Regions from separate parts of the Homo sapiens genome. Here region 1 is linked to region 2. Evidence: chromatin contacts called from ENCODE Hi-C or POLR2A ChIA-PET data. All regions are on one chromosome and are shown on one strand. The core of a region is the stretch at or near the end of the contact, and the rest is flanking DNA. Distances in the headings are between cores, read along the strand shown.

Region 1 (3,072 bases), core at 20-2,519, 150 kb before region 2:
TTGAGGCAGGAGAATGGTGTGAACCTGGGAGGCAGAGCCTGCAGTGAGCTGAGATCGCGCCACTGCACTCCAGCCTGGGAGACAGAGCGAGACTCCATCTCAAAAAATAAAAAAGAGAGTGGAGCCAAGCCTTTCTTTCTGGAGGAGGCAAGGGGTTGCGAGGGACCCTCCAATGATCAGACTCTAGATTTGGTGAGTCAATGTGGGGACGGGGTGCAGATGGACGGGAGGGTGGGAGGCAGACTGTGGGCACAGAACTGGGGTTGCGGGCAGGTGGAAAGCTGGAGGTGCTTTGGCTGCATTCCAGAGCACAAGACCATAGTCAGCAGCTCCTCCATTAAAGGGGAAGCCAAGTGGGGCGCAGTGGTGCACACCTGTAGTCCCAGCTACTCAGGAGGCTGAGGTGGAAGGATGGCTTGAGCCAGGAGTTCGAGTCTGATTGCCCCGTGAATAGCCACTGCCCACCAACCTGGACAACATAGTGAGACCCTGTCTCTCTAGAAAAATACAAAATAGAAGGTGAAGACAAGACTCAAGCAAATCTCCCAAGGCCTCCGGGCTCCAGGCTCCCAGCCCCTAGGCCTCCAGGCAGGTTTCCCAACTGCTCTAGGTGCCAGAGTCCCAACATCCAGCCACACTGGCCAGGCTTGAGTCCCATGCCTGTCTTGAAACCACTATTACGGCCAGAGGACCACTCTCACTGGCTAGGCCTGAGCTGTGGGCATGGAGAGGCTTCTGATCTTAATGGGGAGACTGGGGGTCCTGGCTGTGGGCCCTGGCAGCCTTTGGGGAGGGGAGGGAAGGCCAGAGGGTCTGAGAGCCCAGGAGGGGAGGGAGGAAAAAGCCATGGGTGGGGGTGTGTGCAGGAGAAGGTTCATCCGAACCCGTCTAAGCCAAGGTCTGGTCACAAGGCAGCACAGAACCCTGGAATCAGGGTCCCGCTCTGCTGGGCCAGGTAAGGCCACACCAGACCTTGGAGGCCCAGCTACCCCATCTGTCAGATGGGGGCAACAGTCATACCAACCTCACCGGCTGTTAAGAGAGTATAAAGAAGAGTAGGCATTTAGCTCAGCATCGGCAGCTGTTATTTTTATCCTCATCTCTCAAAGTTCGCCTCTCAATCCCAGGCACGCACTGACTCTGGCTCGGCACCAGACAGTTGGCAACGCCCCTTTGCAGCCGGCATCTGCAGGGAGGCACAGGTGTCCCCGTCTACAGGTGGGAGACCAGGCCGAGCAGCCCGAGGTCCCTCAGAGGTCAGAATCAGGACCTCACCCAGAGCCCCCGACTCCAAACCCGGATCCTCCCATGGCCGCAGTGTTGGCCGACTTGAATTAGGGGGGGTTGGTTGGGGGGATGGGCTTCTTCGCCTGTTTTCCCTCCTGTCACAGAAGGACCAGAGTGACCTCATTCTCCCCTCCCCCGGGAAGTGCACCCCAGACAGGGGCTGTTACTAATTATTCTCACTCCTCCGCGGGCCCCTGCGGGCCCCGGGGTCCCTGCTCCACAGCGCCGCCCGGTGGCCGCCTCCGGAGCTGCCGGCTGCTGCAGGCGGACTGGCGTGGCCCCAGCGGAGCCCCCGCACCCGGAGCCCGTCTGGTTCCCCCGGCTTCAGTTCTTGCCCCCACACCCGCCCGCAGGCTTCACTCCTTCCTGCCGCGAGCACCCGGGGGCGCCTGACTCCCCGCACGCGTGTCCCCACGCGCACCACTGCTGCTGCCAGCAGGAGTCACCACGCCCATTTCTCAGGTGTACAGGTCAAGGCTCTGGAGGCGAAGGGACTCCCAAGGTCACGTGGCCAGGACGGGGCGGAAGGACCTTGGGGCAGACAGCCAGGAGTGGGAGGCAGAATTGGAGTCCGGGTATGACTTTGTTCCCTCATTTTGTTTGGAGCACCGGAGTCTGCAAAGTGAGTTTCACAGACACGATCCAGCCCTGCGCTGCTCCCAGCGTGGCCCCCGGGCTACCCGGATCAGCCTCCGGGCTGCGCTGTCCAACACAGTAGCCCCGAGTCACACTGCGCACTTGAAATGTGGCTGGTGTAACTGAGGTGTGCTGTGAATGTAAGATACACACCGGATTTCAAAGACTTTGTAGTAAGAAAGATTGCAGGCCGGGCGTGGTGGCTCACGCCTGTAATCTCAGCACTTTGGGAGGCTGAGGTGGGCGGATCACCTGAGGTCAGGAGTTCGAGACCAGCCTGACCAACATAGTGAAACCCCGTCTCTACTAAAATACAAAAATTAGCCGGGCGCAGTGGCGGGCGCCTGTAATCTCAGCTACTTGGGAGCCTGAGGCAGGAGAATCGCTTGAACCCGGGAGGCGGAGGTTGCAGTGACCCAAGATCGCGCCATTGCACTCCAGCCTGGCAACAGAGCGAGACTGCCTCAAAAAAAAAAAAAAAAAAAGAGAAAGAAAGAAAGATTGCAAACTATCTTTAAATTATCGTTTTTTGTTTTTTGTTTTTTGTTTTAGATGAAGTCTCTCTGTAGCCCAGGCTGGAGTGCAGTGGCGCGATCTCTGCTCACTGCAACCTCGGCCTCCCAGGTTCAAGCCATTCTCCTCCCTCAGCCTCCTGAGTAGCTGGGATTACAGGCACCCACCACCACGCCTGGCTAATTTTTTGTATTTTTAGTAGAGACGAGTTTCACCATGTTGGCCAGGCTAGTCTCCAACTCCTGGCCTCAAGCGATCCTCCTGCCTTGACCTCCCGAAGTGCTGGGATTACAGGCATGAGCCTCCGTGTCTAGCCTTCTTTTTACTTTTTTTTTTTTTTTTTTTTTGAGACGGAGTTTCTCTCTTATTGCCCAGGCTGGAGTGCAATAGCGCTCACTGCAACTTCTGCCTCCCGGGTTCAAGTGATTCTCCTGCTTCAGCCTCCCGAGTAGCTGGGATTACAGGCATGCACCACCACGTCCAGCTAATTTTTGTATTTTTAGTAGAGACAGGGTTTCTCCATGTTGGTCAGGCTGGTCTCGAACTCCCGACCTCAGGTGATCTGCCTGCCTCAGCCTCCCAAAGTGCTGGGATTACAGGCGTGAGCCGAGCCACCATGCCCGGCCTTCTTTTTAC
Region 2 (3,427 bases), core at 612-3,111:
GCGGTGGCTCACGCCTGTAATCCCAGCACTTTGGGAGGCCGAGGTGGGCAGGTAACTTGAGGTCAGGAGGTCGAGACCAGCCTGGCCAACATGGTGAAACCTCATCTCTACTAAAAATACAAAAATTAGCCCAGCGTGGTGACACGCACCTGTAATCCCAGCTACTCGGGAGGCTGAGGCAGAAGAATCGCTTGAACTTGGGAGGCAAAGATTGCAGTGAGCTGAGATTGCATCACCGCACTTCAGCCTGGGAGACAGAGCGAGACTGCATCTCAAAAAACAAACAGAAACCTACATATTTTCTATATTTCCCCCAACATTGAGGCTCATTTCTTGGATGAACAATTTAAATGTACTGTGCCTCTCTGGCAATATTTTCCAAAATTACAGATGTTTCTATACTTTCACCGGCAGCTCTGCCTCCCAGAATTTATTCTACGGATGGGTTAACACGTGTGCAAAATGATTTATTTGCAAGGTTCGTCATTGTTGCCTTATTTTTAATAGCAAAAGATTGGAGGCAGCTTAAATGTTCATTCGCAGGGGCCAATGAACAAACCATGGCCCGTCTAAACATGGGATACCGCGTGGCCATAATACATAAGATGGACGCTCAACGCACTGTGCCGGATTGAGCAGCAAGGTGGATTGCCGAGGGAAGAAGCAGGTCTGGGCGGTGTGTCTCGGAGCTGCCATCAGTGTAAAAGGGAAGAGAATCAAAAGTGTCTTTGCTTGTCTATGCCCAGGGGGTCTCTGGGCAGACACCGCAAGTCGGTGATTGTGATGCCTCTGGAGGGGGTGCTGGTCATGGGAGATTGCTTGTTTGCTGGAGATCCCATGTACCTTTTGATTGCTGAAGCAGGTGAATGTACGCCTTTCCAAGAAATTAAAATGGGCCAGGTGCGGTGGCTCACGCCTGTAATCCCAGCAGTTTGGGAGGCTGATGTTGGAGGATCACTTGAGGTGAGGGGTTCGAGACCAGCCTGGCCAACATGATGAAACCCCATCTCCACTAAAAATACACAAATTAGCCAGACATGGTGGTACATGCCTGTAATCCCAGCTGCTCTAGAGGCTGAGGCAGGAGAATCATGTGAACCCTAGAGGCTGAGTTTACAGTGAGCCAAGATCATGCCATTGTACTCCAGCCTGAGCTACAGAGCGAGACTCTGTCTCAAATAATAAAATAAAATAAATTAAAAACATAAGGACTGTAACCTTGCCTCCTGCCCAGTGTAGGAAGGTCAAGGTTCTGGCTACTTCTCAAGTACAGGAGCCTCACTCAGGCCCCAGACCACTAATCAAAAAATATGTGCTTGGTTCTCACAAAGGGGCCGAGTGTGAGGGCTTGGGTGTTGCTTGGTAAATACGACCCCCGGTCCCGGCCTTGGAGAGATGGAGCCCTCTCTGGGCCCCTTGGACACACTGCTGTTGGCTGACTTTGTCATTTTCAACCCTTGCTCCGATTGGCTCACGTCATGATTTCTGAAACCTTTGGGGGCTTCCCCACTGACAGAAAGATACACTTTAACTCAGCACTGGGCATCCCAGGCCCTCTTTACTGGGCCTCTTCTTGAGCCGCACTTGGCCTGTCACCCCTTCCTCTGTCTGCCCTCTTAACTCCCCACCTCCGTGCCTTTGCTCATATAGTTCCCTTTGCCTGCCTTTCCGTCCAGAGCAGTCTCCACGTGCCCAGGTCCTGTCTGACTTTCAAGGGCCAGCTTAGTTTCCACTTCTGCACTGCCTTCTGACCTCCCTGGCTTCTGTGTAAACTGCCCAGATCAAGCCACACAATGGTTCCTGCACCCAAGGAAGCTCCCTGGGGCCCCCTCCTGGCCACTCGCTCTTCGCCGGTAGTCACCACTCACACCTTGGCACTTTCGCGTGGTGCCTGCCGCTGCCTGTTTGGGCCTCCCACACACAGAGTGTACAGAACGGACTCCTCGGTGTCTGGCTGCCTTCCCGCAGCACTGTCAGATCATCCAGGTTGCCTGTAGTGGCCCTTTGGTTTTTTTCTCTGCTGCGTAGGAGTTCACCAAATATACCACTATTTATTCATTCTCCTGTGGACAGGCATTGGGTTATGTCCAGCCTCTTCGGTGAATTCATTCTTGTCTTTGGGGGCGCGTGTGCGCTCTTTGCTGGGTATACACCCAGGGTGGGTTGATGGCTTACCTGACTCAGAATGTGTTTGCATGAATGAAATTCAGGTTGGTATGAGAAATCTAGGGTGTCCTGGCTGGAGCCAGGCTTCTTGATTACAGGGACAGAGCAGGTACAGGGATCCTGGTTTAGACAGCCTGCTCCCATGGGGTGGTAGCATTGTTGGGGTGCAGGATGCTGAATCTGCAGGGGACCTATCCGCTCAGTGCCCAGTGGGATTTTAGCTGGCTGGAAAGGTGGTCACATGTAGAGGGGCTCAACAATCCAGCTAAAGAGGCTGAGCGTTGGTCCATTGTTCTCAATTTGAGAGAAAACTGAGATCATCAAAATTAGGACTGGTATGTACTAAAGGAAAGAACCTAATTACAAGGCTGAATTGAGTAAGCCCTCGCTGAGGGACTTTGGATTTCTTTGTTGTTCCCCTTTATTTCTGCACCCCCACCCAAGTGACAGATATGTACATGATTGGATGATTTTGCTTTCCTGGTTGAGAGATTCCTGGGAACTTGGCCCAGGAGAAGGGGGAGAAATGTGGAGCCGCTAGAGTGGCCTCCGCTTGTTTGTGTTGATTGAAGGGGAGACGGAAGGAGAGCTGTGGACCCCTGACCCCTTGTGAGGGCATGTGATCCTTTTCAAAAGGCTCACCAGGCAGAAGTGCCTGGCCAGGGGCCGCTCTTTCCCTCTAATCCCCTCTGGAGAAGGGCCAGGCTGTGGGTTGCTGACCTGCTCTGATGTGGATCAGCCTCCCCCAATAATGCAGCTGCCCAGAAGCTCAGAGAGCCCAGGCAACCCCCAAAGGCAGGAGGGCCGGCTGTCATTCCCGTTGTCATTCCCAGGCGGCTGGAGTGGGAGCAGAGCGGTCAGTTCAGATGAACAGTGCTCGAGTCTGACCCCAACCAGCGAGTTATGGTAAGATGGAAGGTTCTCCATCTATATTAAATAAGAGAACAAAAGCCCTCCCAGGCTGCATGAATATTCCAGGGATATATATGTGAACGGGTTGCCAGTTTAGCTTGGCCTGTGGGTGGCAGCCGCCTGAGTGAGCACTTCGTGGCTGCAGCTCTAAAGGGTTTGGATCTGAAACTAATGAATGAAAATATGACCTCAGAAGATTTAAAGAGAGCAAATACCCAGCAACAGAACCTGGGTCCCAGAGACTGTTGGGAGCATGAAATCCCAGGCTGGCCGAAGGAGGAAGTGGGAGAGCAATGGCAGCTGACATCACATGGTGCCAGACCTTCTCAGTGCTTTCTGTGTTCACTCA

The links. A loop is a pair of places that touch in the nucleus more often than their neighbours do. ChIA-PET counts read pairs that join two places held with the same protein, here RNA polymerase II (POLR2A). Pooled maps may share reads with other maps.
Region 1: a loop to region 2 is called in a pooled map, with 2.2 times the contacts of the local background. The contact joins two enhancer-like sites. A Hi-C loop is called at or near these places in 1 of 50 pooled maps. POLR2A ChIA-PET finds 5 or more read pairs at or near these places in 3 of 52 experiments (H1, K562 and WTC11).

What each region holds. Positions count from the first base shown.
Region 1 is chr22:38,411,413-38,414,484 of GRCh38, reverse strand. The region is part of intron 4 of LOC105373030 (a long non-coding RNA gene); the gene reads left to right. Among named protein-coding and RNA genes, the nearest start is that of TPTEP2-CSNK1E, 14 kb to the right of the region's middle. RefSeq lists a silencer at 1,429-1,628. Within about 2 kb of position 1,269, at least 3 of the 41 ENCODE cell types and tissues checked have a DNase peak (open chromatin) inside an H3K27ac peak, as active enhancers do.
Region 2 is chr22:38,260,670-38,264,096 of GRCh38, reverse strand. The region is part of intron 1 of TMEM184B (transmembrane protein 184B); the gene reads left to right. Among named protein-coding and RNA genes, the nearest start is that of TMEM184B, 11 kb to the left of the region's middle. RefSeq lists enhancers at 1-211, 1,684-1,773, 3,158-3,327. Within about 2 kb of position 1,861, at least 20 of the 41 ENCODE cell types and tissues checked have a DNase peak (open chromatin) inside an H3K27ac peak, as active enhancers do.